Linked DNA regions of Homo sapiens: region 1 is linked to region 2. Evidence: chromatin loops called from intact Hi-C (ENCODE). Cell type or tissue: endothelial cell of umbilical vein. All regions are shown on one strand. Links, peaks and the distances in the headings refer to the core of each region. The heading gives the core; the rest is flanking DNA. Region 1 overlaps MBNL2 (muscleblind like splicing regulator 2). Region 2 overlaps MBNL2 (muscleblind like splicing regulator 2).

The links. Peaks named below come from ENCODE experiments on the same cell type or tissue, not always from the same donor. Only the 100,000 strongest peaks of a DNase experiment are listed, where the experiment ranks them.
Region 1: a loop joins it to region 2, with 4 times the contacts of the local background. A loop is called at or near these places in 13 of 110 quality-filtered maps.

Annotation. Positions count from the first base shown.
Region 1 is chr13:97,300,481-97,315,551 of GRCh38, forward strand. The region is part of intron 2 of MBNL2 (muscleblind like splicing regulator 2); the gene reads left to right. Among named protein-coding and RNA genes, the nearest start is that of MBNL2, 86 kb to the left of the region's middle. RefSeq lists an enhancer at 7,893-8,037 and a cis regulatory region at 7,960-7,971. In endothelial cell of umbilical vein, for the core only: no CTCF peak of the experiment used is centred there; a DNase peak (open chromatin) is centred at 7,821; H3K27ac peaks cover 3,056 bases.
Region 2 is chr13:97,249,430-97,264,500 of GRCh38, forward strand. The region is part of intron 1 of MBNL2 (muscleblind like splicing regulator 2); the gene reads left to right. The region is part of intron 3 of LOC101927385 (a long non-coding RNA gene); the gene reads right to left. Among named protein-coding and RNA genes, the nearest start is that of MBNL2, 35 kb to the left of the region's middle. In endothelial cell of umbilical vein, for the core only: no CTCF peak of the experiment used is centred there; DNase peaks (open chromatin) are centred at 7,102 and 8,692; H3K27ac peaks cover 4,000 bases.

The sequences.
Region 1 (15,071 bases), core at 5,948-9,947, 50 kb after region 2:
CCACATGCGCAGTTCACAATAGGGTTCCCACTCCTGTGAGAATCTAATGGCTCTGCTGATCTGACAGGAGGCGGAGCTCAGGCGGTAATGCTTGTCAACCTTCTGTCTAACTCAGAGTCCGTAATACCTCCATGAAGCCCACTTAACCTCCGAACTGACCTCTCTTGCAACATTGCCTTTCTCTTCATCTTCTTTTTCACCTTCAACATCTTTACTCCACTATACTCTCTTCCATGCTAACCACCATTGATCTGCTTCAAAAATTTGGGTGCTCAATCCCTACTGGATTATAAATTTGTAAAGAAGTCAACCAAATTATAATCTGGTAGGAATTATACCTGTAACTGGCCTTTTACCCTTGCACTCGGATTTTTTTCACTCACTCCTTTACTCACACAAATATATTGGGCATCTATAACTATGATAGATAGATACAGTAGGAAGTTGGAGTGATGAGACGGAATTGTCATTGACACCAGCTGTCCCCTTTGGAAACATCTGTTGAATTAGCCAAACAAGACATCTGTGTCAGAACAGATGAATAACAAGGGCAGTTGATGTGCCTGAGTTAGTGGTAAAGCTATTAAGCTAAGTAGGACTTCAGAATGGGAGATGATAACTGGAGATTCCTTAATGAGATGAGACTGGAATTGTACCTCCAGGCATATGTGATATTTGTCTAGACATAAAGACATTAACATGTACGGTGGGAATGGAGTGAACACTTATTGACTGCCTGCTACAGGCTGTGCACTGTGCCAGGCATTTTGCCTGCGTTACTCCATTTATCCCTACAACACATTATTAAAATAGGTACCCTGATATTACAGAGAGAGAAAATGAAGCAGAGAGCTTATATTAATGCCTCAGGATCCCCAGACTGGGAAGCAGAAGAGGTGGGATGTATGTTCAGAACTATTTTCTAGATAGATCTAGATCTGCCTGGTTTCTAATGACCTCACCGTGTCTTGGAGCATTTCAGGCAGGAGGAGAAGCAGGAGCAATGTGATGGAAGGGAGCTAAGTGTGGTCCATCAAGGGACAAGGAGGAAGGGAGGACAGCGGGTTGGTGGCAGGATGTCATTCCATATGCTTTTAGGTTGAGGTCACCCTGGTGTCTGAGGTGCTGTGGTCCAAGAGAATTGAGTTACTTGCAGGAAGTGCTGTATCATGCTTCACTTGGCATTGAGTTCTCCGCCAGCCCCGGGGGAAAGAAACCCCACAAGTCAGTCCAGCTCCACTGGCCCAATTTAACAAACCAGTTTAGATGCGGGGTTTAGTTAACAGAAAACACCACCAGCCTATATTAGTTCGTCAACAGCAAATGCTGACCAAGAGTCCTACAACCTTCCTGTTTCGTGAGCATCAGTTGCTCTGGGTGACTTATGGTCACTAGGACATAGGGCAGACATGTCTTCCTGGTCCTTGACCTACATAGTCTCAGAGCAGTAAGCTCTACTCCTCTCAGATTTCTTCCGGTTGGATACTTGCTCAGCTCTTCATGAGGTGACCATATTCCAGTGTTTTCTCAGAGATCATGTTCTTTAAAAGTCCTTGAGATTTCTGCAGCAATTCCTCAGCACATACTTGGAGGTGTGTTTCTCCCTGGTCCTGCAACTATCTCCCCTTGCTTCTGCCCCGTGAAGGCCCTCTCCTCTGGAAAGCTGAAACAAAACTATCTTCCTAAGCTAGTTCCCCTTCTTTTACTCTCTGACCCAAGCCATAAACAATTCTCAAATGCTTTCTAAAGACCTTTTCTCTAGAAGTGGCTCATTATTTTGATCAGTCAGATGAGAGGAAGAGAATCCCTTTCAATTAGAAAGGCATAGTGGGTAATGCTTTTTACAGAGCGTTACCTCTGTATTATGGGGGACCTGAATGTTGAAAGTAGTTTGTCCTTTTTTCTAAAGGTATTTTAGCTGTGGGGTGTGGTTGGGAGGGGAAAGCCTTGGAGCTCTCTGAGTAGGAAAATGATAGGAGAGAATGGACGTAATCTGGTAATCTAGAGTGGTAATATGTGCCCAGCACAATGCCAATTTCTTTAAAAGTGTTCTTTCCCTTAATCCTCACAACTAACCCTATGATATTGGGCCCATTTTGTGGATGTGACAGATGAACCTTAGAGAATTTTATTTTTCCTATGACTGGTATGTGGCAGAGTTGAGTTTGATCCTGATAATTTCAATCCAAACACAATGGGTGTAAATACGTTACTAGTGAGGACAGAGAAACTTCTAGGAGGCTGTAGTGGAGTCTGTACTTCAGCTGGGGCCCAGACTCTGTTGGCTCTGTGAATAGAATAGAAAGGAAGGGTGAGGCTGTTGACAGGAAAGGCTGGCAGGCAGAGAGTGAAAAGGACAGTGAAGAAGGGAGGGAGGGGCACTGACTGAGTGCCCTGCAGCCAAGCGTGTTCCAGCGGCTGTGCCACCAATCCCTACAATCATGTCATGAAAAAGTTCTTATTTTCTCCATTTTGTGGTTGAGGAGATAGGTTCAGAGATGTGAAATGACTCTACAGTGCCCAAGTGGCAGAGCAGGGATTCGAACTGGGCCCTATGTGATTTCCAATTCGGAGCATTTTGTACCTCTCTGCACTCTTCATATGTGGCTTCAAGCTTCAACCTTGGGCATGAGGAGGAATCACGAAACCTTTCCCAGAAACAGGGAAATCGTGTCCCAGTGAAGGACATGTGGGCAGGCTTTGGGATCATGAGTTCCTCGGGGAGGTGGCAAAAGTCTTTTGGGGTAGAAATTTCTTAAGTATCTGGGGACAGGAGCTGGCAATGCAGATTTGGATGGCAGAAGTCACAAGGCAAATACCAGCCCCCAAGGAAATTCAGGTGGAGTCAGGAGGGTCCTCAGGGCTGGGCAATGGGTGGGGGTGCCCATAAGCAGAAGCGAGGATTAACCACAGGACCAGCAAAATCATGGAGAAGGGACCATTAGCACCATAGAAGTAAATAAGAAGGTGCCAGGGTCAGAGACAATCAAAATGGAGAAGGCATAGAGGTCGGAATCCAGGCCCACCCCAGCCAGCTAGCTGCCGGCTCTCTCAACCATGCAGGCTGCACCAGTGATATTTTGGATCGTTTCAAATTTATTAAGAATATATTACATTCCATTAAATGCTGCAGCCATGAAGGACACTGAAGTGTTTCCTCTCTCAGGCCTTCCTGCTCCGGTGGCAGAATGCCCCATTTTCTCAGGGGCTCCGTCTGACGGGTTATTGTTTTCCAATAAAGTATTTGCTGAATATATGCCTCACATAAACAAATAGAAAAATAATAATAATGTAGACTATCTCTGAACCTTAGAAGAAAGTGTAGGCTTTCATTTAATGAGCTTTGGAGACAACATAGCAATTTTTGATGTCCTGTCAAGTTTGTTAAATTGAAATTCTACCAGGATTTTACATTGAGCCAGAACCAGCATGTCCCAGGGTATAAATTAGGCATAATTGGATATACACCGACTCTTTTGGTCACTGGATATAATTTAAGGCTATAACTGAATAAGTGACACTGTTGTGGCCTGACAAGCCCTCTCCCAAAACTTCTAGCCCACTTTCAGGAAGTAACTGGGGAGGCAGAGTCCATCGTATGACTTGATACCAGTGTTTTCCAAACCTAATCCCACACCTGAAGAAAGGCTCCAACCCATGGCTATTGGTTTATATTTTCAATAGAGGGGACAGGAATTTGCATTTTAAAATCTCTGATTAATTCAGTTGGAAAGCTGTATTAGAAAACACTGTTTTATGTTATTCAAGGAGAAAAGTCTTTGTCACATATTGTATTTACCTAAAGTTTGTAGGGATTGACTTGGTGAGGCTTAGCAGGGAAAGTGTTTATTTGATTATTGCCTACACTGACTATTCATATGAGTTTAATTTTATATCAAAAATATTTACTTACCTTCTTACATATGGGGTCAAATGTAAAAACTCATTTATTTGCTTTTTTATTTTTAATTTAATGATAATTGCTATTATCCTTTGGCATGCTATCCAGAATATCTCATATACTCTAACTCTGAACAAGAATGCAATGATCTGACAAGTGAAGGATTTCATAGTGGATCATAGTATAAGATCTTTAAAGACTTGATTTTGGATCCCAGATCTGTCATTTATAAGCCAGATGATCTTATGCAAGTCATTTGCAAAGTGGCAATAATAATAGTAATATCTAGTCTGCTTAGCTCATAGAATTGTTATAAAAATCAAGTGATGTGATGAAATGACAGAGCTTTGCAAACTATTAAATGCATTATTACATATATATTATTACATATATAAATGCATTGTTACAAATACATTATTACATAAACAAAATGCATTATTGCATAGAATTAAAATAATAAGTTCTATAGTGTTACTTCCACAACAGTCCCTGAGGGGAGAAAGTTGGAGGGATACCAGCTCTGCCTAATTTAGAGAAGCTCTGTTTAACCTTTATACCTTAAGATCTGATTTTTATATTGACCTTCTACATGAGGCTTCATTGGAAATCTGCTGCTTAAAAAAAATAAAGGTTGAAAATCAGTCTTCTGTGTTCTGTTGGGCTTTCTGCCCATATTCTTCCTTCTTTTAATTACCAGCCCACCCTGGATCAAGTAAGTGCTAATTACCACCTTCACAGATATTGTAAAAAGGTAAAATTCCAGTTAGCATCTTGACTTGACTTCTTATCAGGAGTTCTGGTTAAATTCTTAGGTTTAGTTGAAAAACAATGGCTAACATATATTTTTAGATGAATTACTCTTATTTTCAAATTTTCTTTCTACTACCCCTATGCATAATTAAGAAATTGCTATAACAGGAGAATTTCTATTTACAATCTACTACTTGGAAATAATAGTGAAATCTAAGAGGTACACATGTATCAGATGATATGAGCAAATCAGAAAACATATCTATCCCCAATACTCAGCCAATATTAGATTGATGTAATTTTAGATTAACTGTTTAAAAGCCTAAATCATGACTTCAAAATCCCAAATCAGCTGGGTATGGTGATTCATGCTGGTAATCACAGCACTTTGGGAGGCTAAGGCAGGCTGATCACTTGAGCCCAGGAGTTTGAGACCAGCCTGGGCAACATGGTGAAACTCCACCTGTACAAAAAATACAAAAAATTAGCTGGATGTGGTGGCACGCACTTGTAGTTCCAGTGACTCGGGAAGCTGAGGTAGGAGGATCCATTACTTGAGCTTGGGAGGTTGAGGCTGCAGTAAGCCGTGCGCACACCACTGCACTCCAGCCTGGGCAACAGAGGGAGACCCCGTCTCAAAACAAACAAACAAACAAACCAAAAATCCCAGGATTTTTATATTTTTTGTCAGAGTCTCATGATGAGTTTCTTCATGAAAAGTTCAAGATATTTGACAGAGAGCTACCCAAGCAATAATTATTTCTAAGAGGAGCGGAACAGGGAGGAAGGGGAAGAGAAGGGATAAAAAAGGGAACAGAACAAATGTGTTAATTCCAACAGATTCCGGTGGGCCTTTCTCTGCCCTGAGCCCGGAGGTGTCCTGGCATTTTTTGTGCCCTCACTGAGCAGCTTCCACTGCTAGTCTGCACATGTTCCCTTTCTCTCTTCACACAGGGGAAAGGTGGAGAAATGAAAACATTTTCTATGACATTAAAAATCACTTCCTCTCCTCTTTCCCCAGTGTCCCTAACCAGAAGAACCTAACTTAATAGGAGATTTCAGATGACAGAATTGTCCAGTCTTCCTCACCACCACCTCTTAACCCTTGCTCACTGCAGGGCAACCTGGTTGTTGCTCTCAATACTCCACCAACTGCCCTGGATGAAACCACCATTAACTGTTTAATTGCCACATTCATTGATCATTTTTGCAGCCCTTCATTTTATTTGACCTCTCAGCAGTATTTGACACGGTTGAGCACTCTCACTTTTTCTCACTTTCTTCAAACCTTCCCATCTTCTTTCCTCTTCTTCAAGGCACATATTTCTAGAGCCTTCCATTACCCTCTGAGAGCAAACTCATGGTGGTCACTCCTTGCCAGGACTGTGACATAAATGACACCTCTTACATTATATTGCAATGATTTGTAGACATGATGGAGAGGCTGGGACTGGACCACCAGTGTGACTGCCTGGGACATAAATGGGAAACTTACCCCTTGGTGGTCCTCATTTCACTTTCTCCATCTAAGCAAGGAACAAAGAAGCAAATACTTCCAGAAAAACTTGAAGGGCTTCCCAGCACCAGAAAGAGATGAGGAGAATAGGTGTCCTACTTATGAGCTCATTTTTCATGTGGAGGAAACCTGCATGGGAAGTAGACAGCCTTTGGACATTGGTCTCCTGGGGCTCAGTAGAGTCTGGTGTTGTTGCCAGGCAACAAGAACAAGGCTCAAGGACTATAAGTTCTTGTCTAGTTGGGAAGAAAATTTGGATGGATTCTCAAAAGGATTTCAGGAATGTGTGGAGGCTCTGCCTTGGTTGGATCACTCAGTGTTCATGAAGTCTCCTGCATGCCCAGCCCTGTAGACTTTTGATTTTTATCAATATAGCATCTTATTCCTTATTGTTCAAGGCATGTTCCTGTTATCTCCCTGGTTAAATTGAAAACTTTTCTGAAGGAGAGAAAGAAAGTCTAAATCTCGTGGGTTCCATCTCCCAGCATCCAACATAAATAAAAACGTCTTCAATAAAACCATGTTGATTGATTGGTTGATGATTGATTATTTGACCTGCCATCCTAGTTGGTTGTCAGAAATCCTCTCCTTATTTTTCTTGGTGGACACAAGTTTAGTGATACTTGTAGAGGCCAACTTTGCCTTTCAACTTTGAACTTCCATTGATTTTTCCACTGTGTGTGCCAAAGCCTTAAATTGGTTCCAGTTGCTTAAAAGAGATGTATATTTTTCTTCTACACATTTTATGGAAAAAAAAAAACCTGGAGCGTATTTTCCCTAGACTCCACCAAAACCAGATAGTTTTTCCAGAAATGTATGAATGAACAACAAAGTGGTTACTTTGGAAGCCGACATACCGTTATATTGGATTTCAGAAAAGTCAAGTAATCCCATATTTCATGTGATTCCAGGTAAAAGAAAAAATATTTAGTCCACAACAGGAAGGGAAAAATAAATTCAAAAGCTCCCTTGTGCAGATTTGTGATATAAACACTGAAAAATTTAATGTAGCAGCAGTATGACAAATTATATTAGTAAATATGAATTGCTTTTTAGACAAAAGGATATTCATGACATTTTTGCTGTTTAAAGATAAAATGATCTCTTTCTTCTTCATTGAATCATAAAATCTTGGACCTGGAAAAGACTTTAGAGAATTAAATTATTTTCCACCCAAGTGCCAAGATAGTGACTCCTCGAGGGCACGGATCGTATTTTCTGCTCCCTCTTCAAAATGTCCACAGTGCTGAGTCAAACGCTGTGCACTCAGTTCCCTTAAATAACAGTCAATGATGAGAATGCTGTTCACAGATACAGGGGATAAAAACAAAAATCTTATCCTCACTTTCTGGAATTGTGTTTCTCTTTGATAACAACCCATTTTGAGCCATAGAGCTATTATAATAAAAGGGATTACATCTTTGGGATTTTCCTTGTATCACTCATTAAAATGTCATGCAAAGAACCACACTGGTCCTTTTGTTGCTGGACGAACACTGGCTGGCTGCCACATGCCTGCAGGCCCCAGTTCACAGAGGCCCCACACATTGACCTGCTCATTCAAAACTGTTGCGAGGGCTTTACCTTTATATCACCACAGTACAGTGACTTACAATGATTCCAGATCAATACTCCTCTCAGAGTTTGTCTAGGAAGTCCTACCAGCTGTCATGTAAGGGTAATTAACACATCTCTCTCAATTATGCATGCTGGTGGAAGAATTTCAAACATTTGGCTGGATAACAAATCCATCCCCTCTGTTAGAGAAAGGTCATCCCTCTGGCCATCTGGGTATTTACTTTTCTTTAGAAATGAGCTTCATGGAATTTTCTGTTGGAAGGGGAAAATGATGAGGACAAAGGGAATTTCCTAGTAAAAATGATGATGGCCCATTTAACACTGCTCATACCCACACACCAACAATCTTAAATCTTACACCTAATGCTTATTTTATTTATTCCACTATCTACTAACCTACATCATGTGTGGCCTGCCCACTATTATGACAAGAGCTGCTTTAGAGGCCCCTGAAGTTTTATGATGATCGATCTGTATAACAGAATATTTCTTTTTCCTCTGATTTGTTCACAAAAGATACAAGCCTTCACTTTGGGGGAGTTGAGAAAGAAAAGGCACTGAGAGGCATGCAAGGATGAGTAAGTTCCTGCTCTTAAGGAAGGTACAGTCTAGCATCAGGGAACACACAAGTGACTGTGACTATGACAATGGTCATAACCCTTCATTTCTAGCAAGATAAGCAAAAGAAGCCCTGGGAAGGAGGAGACGTTTCTGAGCGGGACTGAGGAGTCATCATGGAGAAAGGGCATCAGAGATGGGCCTGTGGGGGTGAAGTAAGAGGGCAGTCTGTGCAGAAAGAGCCCATGAGCATAGGCGCAGAGGCAGAAAAGTGTGGGTGTGTTTGGAATCTGAGAGTAGCATGGTTGGACTGCAGCATAAAAAACCATGGGGTATGTAGGGAGATAAATAACAACAACACATAGGAACAGGGCTGTGGGGAGCTTGCACGCCCAAGTGAGGAATTTGGACTTTATTTGGTAAGTGGGGACAATGGAAGACTTTGAGCACGGAAATGAAAAATGTCAAAATGACCTTTGCATTCAAGGGCAGTTGCATCACATCTCCCCCAAAATTCATACCTTGAAGTTCAAACCACTGTTGTTGACTGTAACTTACTTGGAGACAGGCCCTTTACAGGGGTGGTCAATTTAAAATGAGGTCATCAGGGTGTCTTAATCCAATATGACTGGTGTCCTTATTGCAAGTAGAAATTTGGACACGGAGATAAGCATAGATGGAAGACAGTGTGAAGAGACAGGAAGAAGATGGCCATCCACAGTCAACAAGAGGGTGCTGGGACGGATCTTTTCCTCAGGGCCCTCAGAAGGAACCAACCCAGCACACACCTTGATCTTGGACTTCTGCCCCTAGAACTGTGAGGGAATAAGGTTCTGTTGTTTGAGCCACCCAGCTTGTAGTACTTGGTTATGGCAGCCCAAGCAAACCAACAGCTGGGAATGAAATAATGTGGGCCTCTCAGAGGATGGTAGCAATGGGAAATTCAGGGAAGAAAGAGAGATGAAAAATATCATAGCGAGAGATGCTTGAGCATGGCTCATGCCATGGGGATTTGAAATTTTAAAATTGTACAGTGTTTCAACCCAACAATAAGAGCTAGCTCTTGTTCATTAGTTGGTTTCATTCAAGTTAACACCAAGAGTAGAAGTTCTTTCCCTTCATTCAAAGAAAAAATAAGATCGAGAATAGCACAGAGAAGGACTATCTGTAATGGAGTATGGGGCAGGCTATGCAAAAGGCGGAATATTGGTGTTTGAACATTCATTTGAAGAGATTTAACCAAAGTGGAGGCCTAGGAGGGTGGTAAGGACAGAGGACTGTCGGGCAGAGGACTTAGCCCCTGGCAGAAATGTCAAGGTGTAAGGCTCAGCAAATAACCAGCTTCTCATGCTGCCTTCAGGGTTCTGATTGGGCTTGCAAAGGCCTGGGTTAGGGTTAGTTCCGGCTCTGACTCCAAAGAGTCGTGTGATCCCAGACAAGTCACGTTCTCTCTCTAGCTTCAGGGTCTGTACCATAAAAAGAGGGGATTGTCCTGGATCATCTTAGAGATTCCAGTGCCAAGAACATTTTCATGATACAATGCTAATTATGTGAAGTTTTATGTTAGATATAATAAATACATGTTTGTATATATGTCTGTGTGTATGTGAGTGAGATTTGTAGCCCTCCTATTTCTTTTTTTTTTTCTTTTTTTTCTTTTTTTTGAGACGGAGTCTCACTCTGTTGCCCAGGCTGGAGTGCAGTGGCGCGATCTCGGCTCACTGCAAGCTCCCCATCCCAGGTTCACGCCATTCTCCTGCCTCAGCCTCCTGAGTAGCTGGGACTACAGGCACCCGCCACCATGCCTGGCTAATTTTTTGTATTTTTAGTAGAGACAGGGTTTCAGCGTGTTAGCCAGGATGGCCTCCATCTCCTGACCTTGTGATCCACCTGCCTCAGCCTCCCAAAGTGCTGGGATTACAGGAGTGAACCACTGAGCCCGGCCTATAGCCCTCCTGTTTCTAAAAGGAATTTGAAAGAACTTTTGAAATTCAGCATCTTTTTTTTTTTTTTTTTTTTAAAGAACAACTAAGTAGAAAATCAACCCAAAGGAAAAGAGAAACATATTACCGGTCACCTGAGATGAACTCTTTATTAGATAGAACTTTAGCTCTGAGTTTCCTGGCAGTTAAGGTAAAAAGAAAAACATGTGCTCATTGTCTGATAAAAATCAATGTAATATGATTAGGTCTTGAGAGAAACATGTAGATATGCTGAGTGCTCAGATAAGATTACGTTTGAGAATAGGCAGATTCAAGACACATTAAAAGCCATGCAAAAATCCATACTCCTTAATCTAATAATTCCAGTTACACTGAGGAAATAAAAAAGAGGGGGAGGAATGACTATGTGTGTGAAAATGCTTTTCACAAAATTATTTATGAAAGTGCAGAACTGTAAAGAGCCAGAATGGGAGGTAGAGTTAATTGTGGTGCACTCATTCAAGCAAACACAATGCCGGCATTGTAAACAGTGAGGTTCTCCAGCAGCACAGAGAAGCAAGGTGCGTGATCGGCTCCATAAGAACAATCAGGAGATAAAATTATTTGTTCACCAAGGTTCTAACTATATAAAAATATGAAACTGTCAAAAATGAGTCTTCAAACATGGTGGTAATTATGGTAGAGTGATGCTTTTAAGCGTGAATCCCCTCTCACCATGTTTCCCAATGTTTAATGATGTTTACAATTAAATTTAAGCAAACAAGCCAGCTCACACACTTAAGCTTTTCATTCTAGCTATGCTTTATGGGATTACATTTTTTAATTAAAAGAAAAGAGATTTCATAAATACAAAAATAGCAAACTGAAATTGTATTCCTTAGAAAAATCAATTTCTTGAGATAGCGTTGGATTTTTAGAGGGGATTTTTTTTCTTTTTTTTTTAAAAAAAAACCATGTGTAGATGTGTGGTGCTCATGCAGAAGTCCTCCTTGTTTGCTTTGAGGTCATGGAAGCTGCCTGAATTAAACATGTGAGGAAATACCGTTAAGGGGCTACAGGTGGGTTAACGTCCAACAGTCCTCTCTCCTTAGCAGCCTCCTAAGCCTCCTCTTCGGTTAAATCTCTTTAAGTGAATGTCCAAACACCAATATTCCTCCTTTTGTATAACCTGCCCCACATTCCATTACAGATAGTCCTTTTTTGTGTTATTCTTGATCTTATTTTTTCTTTGAATGAAGGAAAAGAGCTTCTACTCTTGGTGTTAACTTGAATGAAACCAACTGATGACTAAAAACTAGCTCTTAGTGTTGAGTTCAAACATTGTAAAGTTTTAAAACTTCAAATCCCCATGGCATGTGAGAACATTCTGGAAACGATCCAGCATAGACAATAACTTGAAAAACAGATTCATATAAGAAAAGTATAGCTGCACATGTCAACAGTTGCTCCAGCCTTTGGCAAAGTGCTTCCGAGTGCATGAAAATCAATCAATGGAATACATTCTGTTAATGGAATAAGGGGACGGAAAACATCATCTCAGTTGTTACATAAAAAGTATTTGATAAAATCCAATATCCTCTCATGATTAAAACAGAGAAGTTTCTCTTCTACTTGCAGCATTTCTTCCATTTCACCTTCCTTTTTGAGTACTTTTCCTTATTTCATGTTTTTGCACTTGTTTCTCATGAAGTCTGTTATTTTCTCTCTATTCTAACATCCTCTTTTACTGGAGGTAGGTAATTAACAAATTACTTCACACTGAAGCTTTAATGATTTCAGGATTATTATCATTGCAAAATTCCTGGATCATGAAGAATAGGAAATATCTCCAAGAAACGAGTCTATAATGGTAGCTCTCAAAGACCAGGAAACCCTAGAATGTCTCTTCTCCTCATTGGTCTTCATAACCCATAGTTTGCTCTAACCACAGCCATTGAGTTAGAATTCTAAGTAGCCCACAACTTAGATTCATTTTATTACTTATCATTTACTACTCATATGTTTTCAAAGAATTAAAATTCCTCTTTTGGCATTGAAAAATTTTCTCTGTGCATCTATATTACTAAGTATGTTTTCACTACCTGTTCATTGGGAACACACTTTACAAAAATTACTGTGAATTCAATTAAAAATTATATGTCTGAATCTGCATTTTATTCCTCACAGTAGAGTTTATAACTTTGGAAACTATCATACATGTACTTACTTGTAAGACAGTATTTATTCAGTCTACAAGCAGTATTTGGTGCTACATGCAACCATGTTCCCCTGGTGACAACTTGCATCCATTGGGGTAGCAATCGTCTACAGAGGGAAACACTGAGAAGCACAGAGGAAAATAAATTCTAGAAATTCTTGGGAGAAATTGCAAATAGATAGGCCAAAAAGAAGTCAATTCCTCTAGACCTCAGGACCATGAATTGGAAAGTGGAGGCTCCTAGTGGTGCTCCCTAAATTCTAAAGGTCCAACGGCTCTTTGAATCTTTGCCTTTGTCAGGATAAAGGCAGGTCCAAGGTGTTAACTCTAAATCCTCAAAATAGAATCTAAGCTATCAATTTGCTTATTCTGAAGCAATTTTCAATGGTTTTCCCTGCTTTTCTTTTCCATGCATCTAACTGCACTCTTGTCTTCTCACAACACATAGGACCCACTGCTGCACAGAAGGAACTTGAATTCTAATCAGCCAATGTTTTATTTGTGGGACATCCCATCAAATTTTTTAAAAAAGATCTTATTGAACAGAAGAGGGAAATGGAATTTGAGGATGACTTGACATTGTGAGATTAAATGGGGTTGGCAGAAGTTTGACCAGGACTTTTCCCTGCTCTGCTGGAGAGACTGTCTCTCCTCTTGGTGCCCTTCTTGGAGGAGCATTTTCAGCCTGCTGCCTAAACAGCTGTTGATGGATAGCTTTCTCCCTGCAGCACTGCTCCAAAAGCTGGTAGCAGAGATGGCTGATCTATTCCCAGCTGTCTGGATTTTAAGGCTGAGCTGTAGGCTTCAGGGATAGCCACACACATTCTTTCAAGGTCTGAGGCAGGCACACTGGAAATAGTGTGGCCCACTACACCTGGGCTTCTTACATGTAAGCCCTTTATGCTCTCCCAGGCTCTGACCTGCTCTGTGATCACAAGGGCAGTCCTAAATGGAGATCTGTATGAGATCAGCAGTATTTAGCAATTGGGAGTTTGACATAATGCACTTTCTCATAATTTATTAAAGTTGCTAATACATTTAAAAAATATGTGAAGAACATGGAAACCTCTCAGTAATATGTTCTAGTGCATTAACCCTCCATTGATTTTGCATCTCAATCAGAGTAAAAGCCAAAGACCTTATGATGACCAGTAAGGGTCACCATCTGGTCACCTCACTCTCCCCACCTCTCCAATCTTAAGTTACTGCTCTTACCCTCACTCACTCTGCTCTAGCCACACTGACCTGGTTGCTATTCCCAGAATATTCTAGGCATGCTCCTGCCTCAGGACCATTGCATTTCCTCACTCCTCTCCCCAGAAGCTATCAGACCTGCTGCCTGCCCCCTTAACACCTCAAATGGCATCCTCCCTTTGAGATCTTCTTTGTTCATCCTATGAAAACTTGTAAAGTTTTCTGCACACACACTTCCTGTCTCTCTCAGTTCTGTTTTTCTCTCTAGCACTTATCACCATCATCATATTCACTACATGTTGTATTTATTGATCTTGTTGAGTGTCTGCATTCACCCATTAAAATGTAAGCTCTATGAAGGCAGGGACTTTTGCCTGTTGTGCTCATTGTCTTGTCTCTAGTGCTGAGATCAGTGCTACACAGAGTACCATACATTAAATATGCACCGAATAAATGAACACTTATTTATCACTCAATCATGCAATGAATGGATGAATGATTGAAAACTGGTAGTCAATGCTGTCCAAGAACATGACTCTTGGGAGACTCTTGCCATGCTATTTTTTCTTCTTTGAGATAATCCGCAGCTCAGGCACTGAGGTCAACAACTCTAATGTTCAAGATCTTCCAAGTAGGAGGGAGGAGGTTGGATAAACAGAGTTTGAGTAAATTTGCCCTTGGCTTTTGAGAGAGCTAAGTGAGAATCCTGGCTTTCCCACCTCCTAGCTCTGTGACCACTGATAAACTATTCAACTTAGGTCAAGCTGTTCAACTCTGGCCTTAGCTCACTCAATATGTAAAATAGAATGATATGAAATTCAGGGATTTATAAGAATCAGGGTTGAAAACATTGGGCATATAGTAATATACTCTTATTAAAATGAAATGTATTTTCATATATATAAATAATTTGTATTAATTTGTAGAAGTTTGCTTATTGATAAAGCAGACAGTCATATATTTATTGACATTTTCATTTTAGGGGACACACCATATCTATATTTAAAATAGTATTTTTTGTCTTACTGGAAAAAAAGCCTCCTATGTATACTTTGATTAAATTATCACATGTATTTCTGTTATTTAAGGATCCTAAAATGAAAACAAATAGCTTCTAAAGCAGTTAAAATAATTATCAAGGTATATTTGTTCACTCCAGATCTCATCCCACAAGGTTTACAAGAGTCTTGGCTTTTGAAATCTGTGTCTTCCAAAAATTCATTTGTTAAGCAAGCACTGAGCACTTGCTCTCTTCCAGGCACCGGGCTCTACATTACTGGCTATTCCCAATGGCAGGAAAGAGCTTCTGCTCATGAGAAACTTACAAGATAGGCCCAAGATGGGATCTGACATCAATACTGATATTGATAATGGTTAATAGCAGGCATTAGGGGTTAAGTGCTGCCCCAGAGGTGCAGATTGTTACAGACATGC
Region 2 (15,071 bases), core at 6,507-10,506:
TGCTTCCTCAAGGAAAAATATATAACATTTAATATCTTCTGGTAAACACTGGAGCCTGACAGTCTCCATTGCTAGAACACATGGTTTTTAAGAGCTGCTTAATGTCTGATGAAATGAAGATATCATTATTTATTTTAGCATTTCCTGTTGCTTAACATTTACATTGGTTCTAATTGCTTATTTTCATAAATTGTGCTGTGATTAACATGCTGATACATAAATATTTAATCCCATGCCTAATTTTTTCCTTTAGGATATATCCCTAGAAGTGCGAGCTTTAGGAGCCGCTGAATTTTCTTTACCCTTTGCATATCTGAGAAGGTTTTTCATTTTCATGTTGGAAATAAAATGCAATTGGGTGTACTGTTTTGAGTATTAGGTTTCCCCCCTCAAAGTTCTATAGACATATTTCTATTGGCTTTTGCTGTTTTATGCTGCAAAAGAGAAGTTGGAAGCCAATTGATTTGTTTGTAGTTAACTTTTTTGGGCAGGAGGCTAAGTAACTTTAGAAATCTTCCTTTGTCTTTGTGATTGCTACGAGGTTCCAGCTTGGCAAAGCTTTTTGCTGGCTTAGCCCAGGACACGGAAGTCTGGTTGGTTCTTCTTTCTCAGCTTTTTTTGGAACTTTCCAAGATTCTCTAAGCTACAGCTTTTAATTATTGCTTCTATTTCATTTGTTCTTTATTTCTTTTTTCTCTCCAGGAACACCAATAATTCTTAGGTTGAATCTTTGTTTTCTGACTTCCATATCTGCCAATAGTTCTCTGAGCAGTTTAATCTCTTTTCCATGTTTCTCTATATTGTGTAAAAAAAAGTTTCAGGTATATTCTCCAGCTCATTGGTTCTATTTTATTTGCTGACAGTGCACTTTACTGCATCAAATTCAGGTTTTAATTCTGCTGTTGAGATGTTGGTTTCCTCTCATTCCTTTCTTATGTCAACCAACTGCCACTTTTATTTCGGGCTGTCTCTTGGTCCCTTTTCAGCTCAGTCTGCCTTTTCCCCATCTTTACTGTTCTGTTGTATAAGTTCTTTAACAGGCATTGAGCTTACTCAAGAATGAAGTTCTTGAACTTCATTAAAAACATAAACCAAAATGCTCTCTTCAATTTTTTTTTTAATGATAAACCTTGAGCTCCCTTTCTGACCCTCCTTTTAGTATGCAGAATCTTTCCATCAGTCATTTTGGATTTTTGTTGCATGTTGAGCTATTCATTTGTTTGCTTTTTATTCATTCAATGATCTTGAAAGAAAAGAAGTCTGTCCAGGCTTGGCTTGTTTTTATTTAAGACAGAGCTGAGAAATCATTTTAGACAGCCTCACTTCCTGCCTGATATCATTACAATCCTCTCCTCCAACACTAAGTAGAAGGCTCCTTGATGGAAATTTGATTTAGCTCAGTGGTACAGCAGCTTCAAGATAGTATGGAGGGAGTTTTAGCCATGGTATATACAGCACAAGTATGTCATCTTTGCTGAGTTTCTTATTGTAAGGGGTTACTTCTCTCCAGCCAACTTTTTCTTTTCTTAACCTGGATGCCAAATATACAACTCAGCCAAGCCTCCTTGCCATTGCTATTTCCACTGCCCAGGAAGAAGAACTCTTGTACGGTCAGTTTTGGATTTGGTGCAGCTACTGGGCAGAACTTAGGAGTTTTCTGTAAAACTACTAGGAGCATGGAGACTTCAAGGCATGTGGCTGAGGGAATGGTTAATAGGTACAAAAATATGGTAATGTAGAATGCGTGAGATCTAGTATGTGATAGCACAACAGGGTTACTACAGTCAACAATTTATTATAGAGTTAAAAATAACTAAAGGGGTATAATTCGAATGTTTGTAACATGGAGAAAGGATAAATGCTTGAGGTGATGGCTACCCAATTTACCCTGATGTGATTATTACACATTGCATGCCTGTATCAAAGTATCTCATGTACCCCATAAATAGATACACCTACTATGTACCCACAAAAATTAAAAACTAAAGAAAAAGACATAGCTGATACACTTTCTTAACCCTGCTTTAAGTTTTCTTTTTGCTGGAGATTAATAGGTAAAGTCAGATAGCTACTTGTGCTCAAGTGGATGTTGCACAAAAAAGTCAGAAGCTATTAGTAAACACGCACTGAAGTGTTTAAAGATTTATTTTTGTTGTTGTTATTCTTCTTTGCATTGTTTTGTATTGTTAGAAGGACTTGTATGTCTATTATCCATGAAAGATTCTTTTTCCCTTTGTGGATTATATTTTTAATTAGATCAATTGGTGAATCGATTGGTGAATAGAGCAAGTTGAGTTTATAAATAAATTTATTCTTTATTTTCCTTAACTTTTCAAACAATACTTACTGAAGAATAAGGCATCCTTTCTCCATGTGTGATATTTATTATCTTGTATCCTCAATTCTTTTTTTTTTTTTTTTTTTTTTTTTTTGAGACGGAGTCTCGCTCCGTCGCCCAGGCCGGACTGCGGACTGCAGTGGCGCAATCTCGGCTCACTGCAAGCTCCGCTTCCCGGGTTCACGCCATTCTCCTGCCTCAGCCTCCCGAGTAGCTGGGACTACAGGCGCCCGCCACCGCGCCCGGCTAATTTTTTGTATTTTTAGTAGAGACGGGGTTTCACCTTGTTAGCCAGGATGGTCTCGATCTCCTGACCTCATGATCCACCCGCCTCGGCCTCCCAAAGTGCTGGGATTACAGGCGTGAGCCACCGCGCCCGGCCGTATCCTCAATTCTTATATATACTGGGATCTCTTTCAAGAAATTATTAGTAAATTTCATTGATTTTTCTGTCTATTCTTTCCATAATAACAAATTGTTTTAATTGTTTTAGATTAATAGTACATGTATCCAGATATACCAAAGCCAATCCCATAAATTGTGATTCTTTTCAGGAATTTATGTTCTGTCCTCATCTGCTGTTGCTTCCAGAGATATGCCACAATCATTTTTCAGGTTCTTCCCCATACCCATACAGCCTCCCCAACAATAAAAAATCCCTTTGAGGTTTTATTAAAATAGGATTAAATCTACAAATTAATTTAGTAAGAACTAATATTTTTAGATGACAAGAATCTACAAATATCTTTCAATTATATTCAAATATTATTTTACATCTCTAAGTAAATTTTGTTAATTTTTTTGCTTGTCCAATACATTTTCAGTTAGCATTATTTCAAGCTGTCTTATTTTTATAAAGTTATTATAAATGAAATATTTTTCTATTATATATTCTACTTGATTATTGCTAGAAAACAAGAAAATTATTGGTTCCATTTAATTTTATTTAGTTATCTCATTTCTGGCAACTTAACTGAACTCACTTTTTCCTTGTGAGAACTAAATTTAATTCTCTTGAATTTTCTGGCTATATAATCATATCATCTGAAGATAATGATAACATTTTCTCCTCTTTTCCAGTAGCTATGCCATATATTACTGTTACATGTTAATGCATTGGCTGCACCATTTCTTGACTTTTTGAAAATTTCGAACAGCTTCTTTTCTGAAAATTCTCAAAAATAAATGGTTAGTGACAGAGGTCTCTCTCTATTTTACATCTTGTTGTGAATATGAGTTTCCCACTGGGAATTTTAAACTAATTATAGCAACCAGCAGCAGATTTTTCATCTTGCTAACTGAAATCTGAGACACTCAAGCATCTCATAAATATCAGTTTTATGATATTAAAAACAAAGTTCAGGATAGTACATTTAAGACTAATTACACATCAGTTTCCTGCTGGCATAGAAAATACAAATTGATATATACATTTAAAATAAAGATAACCAACTTGGTTTGCTTTGTTTCATCTATCCATCCATATATCCATTTATCTACTGAACAAATATTTATTAAACTCTGTGCTTGAAGCAAAGAAATGAAAAAGTATAGTCCCAACCCTACAGAATCTCATCCTAGCCTTATTAGGGATGCATAGTTCTGCTCATATAATTGTGCCCCAAATGTTCATGGCTTGAATAGATGATATCAAGTGAAAATGTATATACTTATTAAGTTCTTATTATATTCTAATTATACGCTCCTGAGTTAAAATTTGATCCTTTGAGATAGACACACCTGTGGCAGGTGAGTAAAAACAAATATCACTTGTGGATCCTTTTCATTCATTACCAAAGCCCTCTCCAGTTTCTTGTATTCTTATCAAGGTTTCTCAGATGAGGAAAGTTGGGAAGAATGCAGGAAAATTAAACATGTTTCAAATTTACTAGTTTTATCACTCATATAAAAAATTCTTTAGTTAATTCTCTTTGTAAAATAGCAATACACAAAACTTCTCATTTGAGACAGTAACATTGTATTTATTAATACGTATTAATTTATTAATACGTATTAATAAGTTCTTATTAATACTTATTACAATACAATGTTATATTGTGTAATGTTCTTTGGGCATTTACATTCCAGGAATGTGCTGAATTTTTTTTTTTAGGAATTTTCAATACAATTTTTATTTATTTGTTTTTGAGACAGAGTCTCACTCTGTTGCCCAGTACAGTGGCATGATCTTCGCTCACTGCAACCTCCGCCTCCTGGGTTCAAGCGATTCTCCTGCCTCAGCCTTCCAAATAGCTGGGATTACAGTCACGCACCACCATGCCCAACTAATTTTTGTATATTTAGTAGAGACAGGGTTTCGCCATGGTGGCCAGGCTTGTCTTGAACTGACCTCAGGTGATCTGCCTCCCTCGGCCTTCCAAAGTGCTGGGATTACAGGCATAAGCCACCATGCCCAGCCCAATGCAAATTTTTAAAATATGTAAAATTTTAACTATTAAATGCTGCTGAGTAAGAAGCATTTAGATATTTAGATTAAAATGTTATAACACTGAATAGTTTCCAAATGTGAAATGTTAATATTTCTTTCTCTTTGAAAAATAAACTATAACTTACACATAAAAATCTAAAATATAATTATTTTCAATTTTTGAAGCATGATAAGGGATTTTGATGCATTATGATTGAAAAGTATTTATCAATATTCTGAAAATAGCTCATGAAAATTTTGACTGTGAAAGTTTCAATTTAAACAAAATCCAGTGTTATTAACTTCCTCTGTCTCTAAAATGTCCACTGAAAGGCATTTGCCTCTATTCAGAAATTTTTAGAAATCTAAACATCTGATTTTAACTTCTGCGTTGACTTCTTTTGACCCTAAACCTACCCACCCCTCCACTGTTCCCCCCGCCTCTCTTTTATATGGGATCATAGGGATCGTAGGGATATGAGACCCTCTAAACTTCCAAATTTGCTTTTTAATTACTGTAGTATTTTCAGCTATAGCATAAATTTTTAACAAAAACGGTCAATGTGATGGATTTCTCAAGGCAAGATTGAGTCTTGTCAAATATGAGCAAACACGACTGAAACCCAATAGATGCTACTTTTCAGCAGCAGGAACAGCCCAGGTACTCTTGGGTGGCCCTGATTTCAAGCAAATAAATCAGTATTTCCAGCCGCAAAGGTGACACTAAAGCCAGAGCATACATCATGACCATTTCAGGCATTTAGATGTGGAGAAGTATTATTTTCTTCTCCAACAAGGGTGAGTGATTCAGATGAAATCATCAACCTTAATGAACCTGTGCTTCTGCTGCAGGGTTAACAAACCAAACCCCAATGAGTCACAAGCAGCTCCCTAAGGATCCCTCCAACTGCGAGGCAGGAAACATGATTCTTGGCATGTCCAAGGTAGAAAGCACCTTGGAGACCCTGCTGTTCACTATCTCAAGTTTTTCCACTGAAGCACCCTTAGAGCAGAGCAGAGTTAGAAGAACTGACAGAAGAAATCTGCTTAATTATCTAAAAAAGTCTTCTAAATCTTTCCTTCTACTCTATTGTATATCTTTGCTCTAATATAAAAAACACATTTTAAATTGCATACCACTTCAATTATTTGACTTTTCTGTTTAACCCTCATCAAGTTTTTAAGTAAAATGAATGCTTTCCTAGACTGCACTATGTTTTCCTTGGGCCACGTAGCCACTCACGTCTGAGTATGAAGACTGCAGCTTGGTCCAGAGTCGTCTTTTAGGATTGGGTAGACTGAGGACTGGACAGGAATTGTGACTTACTCTAAATCTCCCAGCTAGCATGTGACTGTGCAGGAACTAACACTCAATCCTTCTAACTCCCAGACTTACCCATTTTCAAATAAACAATTAGGCAATGAGGCTACCCGTAGATGGCAGCCAAATGTATTTCAGAGAGCCTTCACTTTTTACATTTTCCCACTTTGCAAATAGGAAAGCTGGTTGATCTTTTATTCAAGAAACTGTTTAGGACCTCATGTGCTGTGTTTAGATATAACACAGGAAGGGGAGGGCTGAGCCAATTATCCGTGAAGCATCCATAATCTACCTACTGACTTGCACATCCACTCACTCTTGGTAACTAAAGTGCTTCCCTTTCTAAAGAAAACCACTGGGGAAGCCAAAAGCATCAGCTAAGATAGATAACTGTGAGCATGATCGTTTAGGAATGGATATGGTTTGAACTTATTCATGTTTAGAGAGAGTGTCAAATTGAGAACTAGGCAGATTCACCTACTCTACAAATGACTCTGAAGCAAATTGGTTGAAGAAATTAGATCTGAAAGATTCTTGGTGGAGAATTTTGAACTTTTATCAGTATATCCATATTTAAAAGGAGATAAAAGAAGACAAAATAAAAAAAATTATTGCAAGGCTGACAGAACAGTTGGATTAAACATCAGTTCAATTAAAAAGGACTAACAGATAAATCTTTTGAAGATAAATTTTGACTCCAGTTCTTTAGAGAAACTAAGGTGACCTTGATGGGCAGTGGAAAGAATCATGACATGTGAAATTCCTTGAATAAAAATTTATTGACTTTAAGTAAAAAAAAAAACTGCCAGCTTGGGACATGGATTTTTTTTAATCAATTTTTTTTTTTAAATATTGGAACTACTATTTGTGAAGCTGGGTGGAACCTTGGAATGCCTGTTAGTAGGCTTGCTGGGAAATTGGTTATAGCAACCAGCATAGTAAAGAACTCATAGTCAGACGTAATAAATATTTGCTGCTGATGAGTCATTCGTACTGGAAAAAGTGAAGCAGACAGGAATATCTCCGCCAAATGCTGCAGGTTATCAGAGTGGCCTTAACCAAAATTTCCATGAGTAATGTTGCAATCTTCTTACCATGGCTTGGTAAGACCTCCAGGAATGATAATGCCTTATACGAGTGTTCTGTTTTAAGTCCTCCAAATCTTCCATAGACAGTATGTAGATAGAATCTCAGGACAACCTGGTAGAGAGGAGGAAACTGAAGTTTTGAGTTCATTGGCTTGCCCGAGGGTATAGGGTTGTATAAGCTGTTTCTTTTGATTCTTAGCAGTGTGGATTCAAGTAAGCAATCATTTCTCATTTAGAGGCACACTTTCGTTAAATGCTAAGTAAGTCATTTTGATTACCACCAACAAGACACATTTCAGTAAGCAGAACATCATTCACATCTGCACATACAGAGGGTTTCATTGTAATCATAAAAATTGTTTTGCATTTATTTCATCGTTAGTTAAAAAGAGACTGTATTGGCAAAATAATACTTTAAATCGGAAAGCATTACTGCATGGCCAATTTGCTTTTTCATGCATGCCTTTTGGTGATTGGAATATGCAGAGAGCATGAATAGGTAACCCTGTGATAATCTGCATACCAGTAAAAGGTATTATTCAGACCCTACCTTTTTTTTTTTTTTCTTCCTCATTTTATCTTGTCAGGTTGGGTTTGATTCAAAGTCATTGGTTCTCTTAGAGAAGGAGGTCAGACCAGTTTAAGGAACAAGGAGCAGGAGAAGAGCAATTGAAGCCTGCACGTAGGAACTCAGATGATAAAATCGTTTTGGAAAATAATGAACAAGTAACTTGAGAGCTTGTCTTGAGGGTGGTATCACAGGTTAGGCCAGGTTATTAATTTTCCTACTCAGCAGTATGCCTCTTAAAAAACACTTACAGGGAAATGGATATGTTTTTGAAAGAAATGCAATTGGCAGAAGGGAATGACGGAACTGCATGGAGTCCACAGGCCAGTGGACCTGGGAGAGCAAAACTACTTCCATGTAAATAAGAATTGCATAACTGAGAAAATACCCAAAAGATACAGCTAACAGGACAGTGTTTAGTACACCAAAGTCGATGTCTCAAGATTTCTTGGTTCATCTTTATGATGCCAAAGCACACACCCTCTACCTCGTTTGTTTCAGTCACCCTGGGTTCTTGTTGGAATGGCCCAGGGAGCTCCATGTAAATCATGAGCACAGGCGCCTGTGCAGGGTGTGCTCCTCAGATTTTACATTTCACTCCTCCATTCACAGGATTTAGGGGGGCACTGGCCCATTCCTCAGCTTCCCCTTCCATAAAATGTGAAGAACCACGTGTGCATCTCAGAAGTTGCTCGCGCCCAAGGGCAGATCAGTGACTGTGATTTCGCCTTTCTCCCCATTTCTCTGTTGCACTCCTCAAAGTGGTGGCCTGTTGTTACCATGGAGACACAGCACAGGGTGACCTTGCTTAGAAATGATGACAACTGGTGACGGCAGGGAAGCAGAGCCCAATAGTGACGAGCCTCTGAGGAGCGCCCCCCGTCTGGGAGGAGAGGAAACAGAAGGATCTGTTCCCAAGTAAAGGAAGGGGCGGTAGGATGCAGGATTTCATGAGTCCTGCCTGATGCATTTAGCAATAACATTACCTAATAACTCGTGGTGTCACATTTTTACAGAAGATATGCTTTGTTGCCAGGGTTTTTTTTTTTTAATTCCTCTGAACTGGAGGCTTTAAACACAGTAAATATTTGTTGTTGATTTCAATACCTAGCAGTTAGCTTAATTTCCTGAAAGATAAGAGGAATTGTTGACTCATTCATTTCTGTAGGCTACTTCATACTTGTGGTTTGAGTCATTGCTCATCGATGGCGATTTTTAGAAGTATGGCAGTACTTTCTTTCTTTCTTTCTTTTTTACTTCTAGGATGAAAGTAATAACAACAAAACAAAATCTTGTTTTAATAAATTACCCTCTTCCTGTTCCTAGATTACTGGGTTCTGCTTTTTCTGCTGAAGTCAAATAGTGGAAATTATATTTTGTTAAATATTAATAAAACCCCATCACCTGTGTGTGAGATCCTGCTGCTATCTTTCCCACAGTGTTCAAGTAAGTGACTAGCATTCTGTGTCCTTCTGAGGTCTTCTGAACCCTTGGATCCTCCAAGCCACATATCCCATATCAGGTTCTGTGCTAGAATAATTGGTTTCTGCAAAAATAGTGGGATGGGGCTGGATGTGGAAAGAGTTTGGACAACTGGATGGCTCTTTCTGGTAGATTATCTCCGGCATAGGATCAATAGCCAGATCACAGATCTTAGGAAGGAGACCTGTGGCCACTGCCTCAAGGGCTCAGGCCAGAGGAAGGCCTGCTCTCTGTGACCTGAGTTCAGACATATGTTAACCCCCCAGGCCAGAGGAAGGCCTGCTCTCTCTGGCCTGACTTCGAGATATGTTAACCCCCAGAGTATGCAATGCTGAAGGTTCATGTGACTCAAAAATGCAGTCTTTCCTTGTGAGAGAATACCAGAGCCAAGGAATGGGGCCTCTTGGAGCTTAGCCTTAATGAGAATCATGTTCACATCTTCTCAGACTCTGAGCAATCTTTTCTGCTGATGGCCTTCAGGACCCAGCACTGCCCCCATTCAAGTTAGAGACCCTTTTCTAGGTCCAGGACCGCAGTATCTCCCACCACCACATCATGAAGACTGGGCTTGGGTGTGCTGGTGAAGTCTTGGTGCACAGTGGCATTCTCTATATATTCTGTGCTAGGAGAAGAGAACATGTAAAGAAGAAGAATAAAACCTCTGGGGCACCAAGTCCCCCAGCTTTTGTCCTTTTCACAGTCCGGGGCATAAGCATTCCAAATCTACCTCCCCAGTCCTCTTCACCCCTGCACCGACTCCTCAAGGCGCTGAGTGCTACAGGCAGAACCTGCCACCTTTTCACCCTCCCTGAATCCCCTTTTGTGCTCCCTCCTTGGTTCTGGACTTGGGAGCAGGAAGAAAATGGGCTCCATGCATGTCCCCCTTCCCCCGATTCAGATGCTCCTTTTAGATCCCACGGCTCAAAAGGCCTGCTGACAAATCTAGGCCAAACTCAGCCGAGCTGGTAAGATTTCCAGAAGAGTTCCTAAAAATACACTTCTCCTTAAATCAGCCTTGCCAATCACTGTACAATCACAGAACTTTAAGGACAGAAGTGGCTCTAGAAATTGTTGGGGCCTCTCTGTTTTAAAGCTAAGAAACTGGAGTCCTAGCGTGCTGAAATAATAGCAACAACAGCGGTTGAGAAAGATTTCAAATCCCATCGAGAAGATGGAACAGAGCAAACCATGAAGGCGGGCACAGACTGTAAGCTCTGTGGCGTATTCATTCATTTATTTGCTCATTCATTCACTTGCTCACTCAGCAAATATCTATTCACTGCTCACTGTGTTCTAAAGTTAAATGTTGCCCTAGATGTTAAGGATACAGACAGACCATCCCCTTACAGACATTACAGTCTGGTTGAGAGAGAAAATGCACAGATAAACAAGTATGCATGTGAGTGTTAAATAATGATAAGGACTTTGGAGGGAAATAAAGCACGGTGAGTCAGAGTAAGGAGGTAAGACTGATGCAATATTACATCAGGAAAGACTGCCCCATAGGCTGACCTCCAAGCTATGTGACTATCTGGGACAAAAGTATTCCCAGCAGAGGGAACAGCGAGGTCAAAGCTCTAAGGCAGGATGTCCCTGGCTACTGAAGGAGCAGTCAAAGGCCAGGATGGTTGGGGGGAGTCAGAAAGTATGGGGCCAGTCACCGAGGTCAGTGTAGGCCGTCAGAAGACTCTTGACAGTCCCGCTCTGTGAGGTGGGGAGCCATTGGAGGTTCCTGGGCAGAAATGTGACATGATCTGATTACATTTTCAAAGAGTCCCTCAGGATGATTTATTGAGATGTGGCTGCAGTGCGGCAAGGGTAGAGGCATCAGTAGACTGGTGAGGAGGCTTTGCACTCATGTTGTGAGAGAGAATGCTGGCTCCAAGGCAGGGGCCAAGTGCAGCTGGTGAGAAGTGGTCAGACTCTGGCGCCGTTAGGAATGTGGATCCAGAGGCATCTGCCATTGGATCAGATGTAGGGTATCGGAGAGAGGGAGGAGGGGAGAAAGAAAGAACACAAATGTCACTGTCTAGTGGGTTTTAAAGCCATAAAACTGTACAAAAGAGTGCATTTGAAGCCATAAAACCACACAAGAGAGTGGTTAAACAGAGGCCTGGTGGATTTTGCAGCCAAACTGCCTGTGTTCCAGCCATTCCTTCTCCTCTCCACCTTCCCCATCCACAGATATGCTAACCTCCTTATTTTTTTTTTAAATTAGCACAGGCCACCAGGCATAAACCCTTGGATCACTCTCATCTTTATTTTCTTTCCCTTTAAAAACATTATCTCAAACACTTCTCAGTAAGTGTTTGTTCTGAGCTCTTCGAGGGTGTTGTCTTGCCAATGAAGATGCTAACCCCATCCCAGTAATCTATCAGTTGGCTCCCCACACTGCTTCCTCCAACACTGTCCAGCACCTGCCTTTTTCTTCTCCTTGATACCTGTGTGCATTCTTACTGCACCTTCTCTGCAGCTATTCATTCCGATAGAAAGGAAGCCCCCGGCTCTTCCCTCCTGTGCACAGCACATGTGATTATGATGTGCTGAGCCCATGATGGATACAAACCCTCTTGGTGGGGAGTATCAGCGATGCCCACTTCTGACATCATTCACTGCTGCCACTTGGCATGTTCACACTCACACACATGCACACACATCAAGAAATTTAACGATACACTCAGAAACAAATTGCAAGATCACAGATAAAATTTCCACCCAGGAGAGAACAGCCCTTTTATCCACCTCCTCAACTGCCGTCACCTCCATGTGTACTAGCCTCATACCTCAGGCCTTTTTGTTCTTTTAAATTGTCCCATCTCCAAGACCTTGACCTTTGAAATTTGGCAGCACCCTTTTTCTGCCTCTGCTTTCCACTGGCCAAGGGTAGATGGAGACAGCATAACCATTCATCTCAGAATAAATTAACGCTCTTTCGCTGAAGTTGTGCCTCCTGGGCCACTTGAGATTCCCTGCCTTTCTCTTTCCCTGCCATCTTCTGTAACTGCCCACCAAAGATTTCCCACACTTCAGGCACTGGCTGGAAGGCCCCAGCACCACTTTTGCAGCAGGTAAAACAGCTCTGATTTGACTGAGACGATAAAGGCTGCAGGACTGAAGCTGCCCTGGTTTCATTTCCTGCTGTCTAGCCAGGCTGCATCCCTCACTTCCCACCTTCTGTGGGTCCTGTGAGTGTGAAATGAGTGTCTCGTTTCCTCGCTGAGGCTGGGCCTCCATGACAGCCAGCCACCCTGTCCTTCCCCCTTCTTGAGGCCAGTGGCCGCACGCTGGCCCATACCTCTACCTTGCCATCTCCCCAAGCTCTTGTCCTGTTTTTCTCCTTCCATTAAAATGAAAGAAACGTGGGAAGGGTCAGGGGAGAAGCAGGTGGTCTCCCACCCTCCCAGGGGCTTCAGAGAGTGCACCCTTAAAACTCTCTTTACAAACCTGAGGTTCCAAAAGGGTAGCTGCTCAGGATCCCGCAGGCACCAAAGCATCTCTGACTTCAGAGCAGAGAGTGCAATCCCTGCCTTGCCGCCACACTGTTCTTGCAGCAGCAAGTGCTCCAAATTCTCCAGGCACTGAGTGCCTCCTTCCCCAGCTCCAACAGCGTCATGTCACAGAAACCACCCCCTTGAAAGCCAGCAGGGACTTCCCCTTCGTGACACCTAGCCACCACAAATTGTCCACATGCCTTGATCTCTCCGTGGCAGTGGCAGTGGACGCTTTTCGCTACTCCCTCCTCTTGAAACTCTGAACCTTTCTCCCTCACTGTTGCATTATTGGAAGGATCTTTTGTCGCTTTCTTTTTCTGTGGTTTGCCTTACTCCTCTTCCTTCTTTCACCTCCAAATCACTAAAGAAACTGTTCTTGATCCAGTCCAAGCCTTCCTGTTTTCTGTCCTAGATGTATACAAATAAATCCCTTCTCCCTCTCTTATTTTTGCCATTCCATGGTTTTAGCAGTCATTTCCATGGCCATGAACTCCAACTCTGGATCCATGCCCATCACTTCTATACCCGTTTCTAGCTGCCTTCTGCTTTCTCCTGGGCAGAGCTTTGATGTCCTTCTGCACACACAGGACCCACATTTTGAAGTCCTCCCTCGCTTTTTTTTTTAATAATTTTTTTTGAGACAGAATCTCGCTCTGTCCCCAGACTGGAGTGCAGTGGCACGATCTCAGCTCACTGCAACCTCTGCCTCCTGGGTTCAAGCAATTCTCCTGCTTCCGCCTCCCAAGTAGCTGGGATTACAGGCATGCATCACCACGCCAAGCTAATTTTTGCTTCTTTTAAAATTTATTTTATTTTATTTTTTTGGTAGAGTAGTTTCACCACGTTGCCCAGGCTGGTCTTGAACTCCTGAGGTCGGGTGATCCACTCGCCTCGGCCTCCCAAAGTGCTGGGATTACAGGCTTGAGCTGCCACGCTCGACCTTGAAGTCCGTTTTGATCCATCTATTTCCTACACGCCTCATTCCCAATCCCCAAAGATGAATTTGCTTCTAATGAATTGACCTCAGCAGTAACACCTCCGTTTTGTTCTCACCACTGCAGTGTAATTTTTGACCTTTCTGCTCTACCATGGCTGTAACCTTTAACCAATTTCCCCTCCCCTGCCAACCTTTTCAATTCTAATGTATCCTAGGTGGTGCTTCCAGAAAGAGCTTCCTCCAGCTGGGAATCTTGTCAAGATCCTGCCAGTGTTCCCCACTGTCTACTATACTAACTATGCTGATGTGTTACACCTGGGCCTACTTAGTGATACTTAGGCAGACAAAGCCCCTATGTCACTATTCATAATGAGGACCACACTACCCTGAGGGACATGGTGGAAACTTAAAGGACCATTTTTAAAAAAATTGTCCAAATGCCTGGGGGGCATCTCTGGAATTTAATGGACAGGAGTACAGGATTTTGATGTCTTGCAATGGACGTGACTCCCTTGGAGCGAGGAACCAGCCTGTACCTCTGTTGTTATTTATTGAGACGGAGTCTTACTCTGTCACCCAGGCTGGAGTGCGGTGGTGCTATCTCTGCTCACTGCAAGCTCTGCCTCCTGGGTTCAAGTGATTCTTCTGCCTCAGCCTCCCAAGTAGCTGGGATTACAGGTGTGCACTACCACACCCAGTTAATTTTTGTATTTTTAGTAGAGACGGGATTTCATCATGTTGGCCAAGATGGTCTCGAACTCCTGACCTCAGGTGATCTGCCCGCCTCGGCCTCCGAAAGTGCTCGGATTACAGGTGTGAGGCACTGTGCCCAGCCTTACTTTTATTTTTTTAATTATTAGACAGTTGTAGTATAATCGAATTTTTCAAGAATGCAACAACTGTGTAAACTGAGAGAAGATTATTCTTTTTCTTTTTTTTTTTTTTTGAGATGGAGTCTCGCTCTGTCACCCAGGCGGGAGTGCACTGATGCAATCTCGACTCACTGCAACCTCTGCCTCCCGAGTAGCTGGGGCTCGGGACCTCATGCCATTCTCCTGCCTCAGCCTCCCGAGTAGCTGGGACTACAGGTTCCCGCCACCACGCCCAGCTAATTTTTTGTATTTTTAGTAGAGATGGAGTTTCACCGTGTTAGCCAGGATGGTCTCCATCTCCTAACCTTGTGATCCACCCGCCTCGGCCTCCCAAAGTGCTGGGATTACAGGCTTGAGCCACTGTGCCCGGCAGAGAAGATTATTATTTAACTTGTTAGGAACTTCATCAGAAATTATTCAGCAATTTGATAAGCCATGCCTTTTATCAAACCTGTGTCAGTCTACATTTGTACCCGTTACATTCATTACAGTGCTGCAAACAAACAGGTGACAGCTTCTGACACTTCATTCTGTCTTCTAATATGC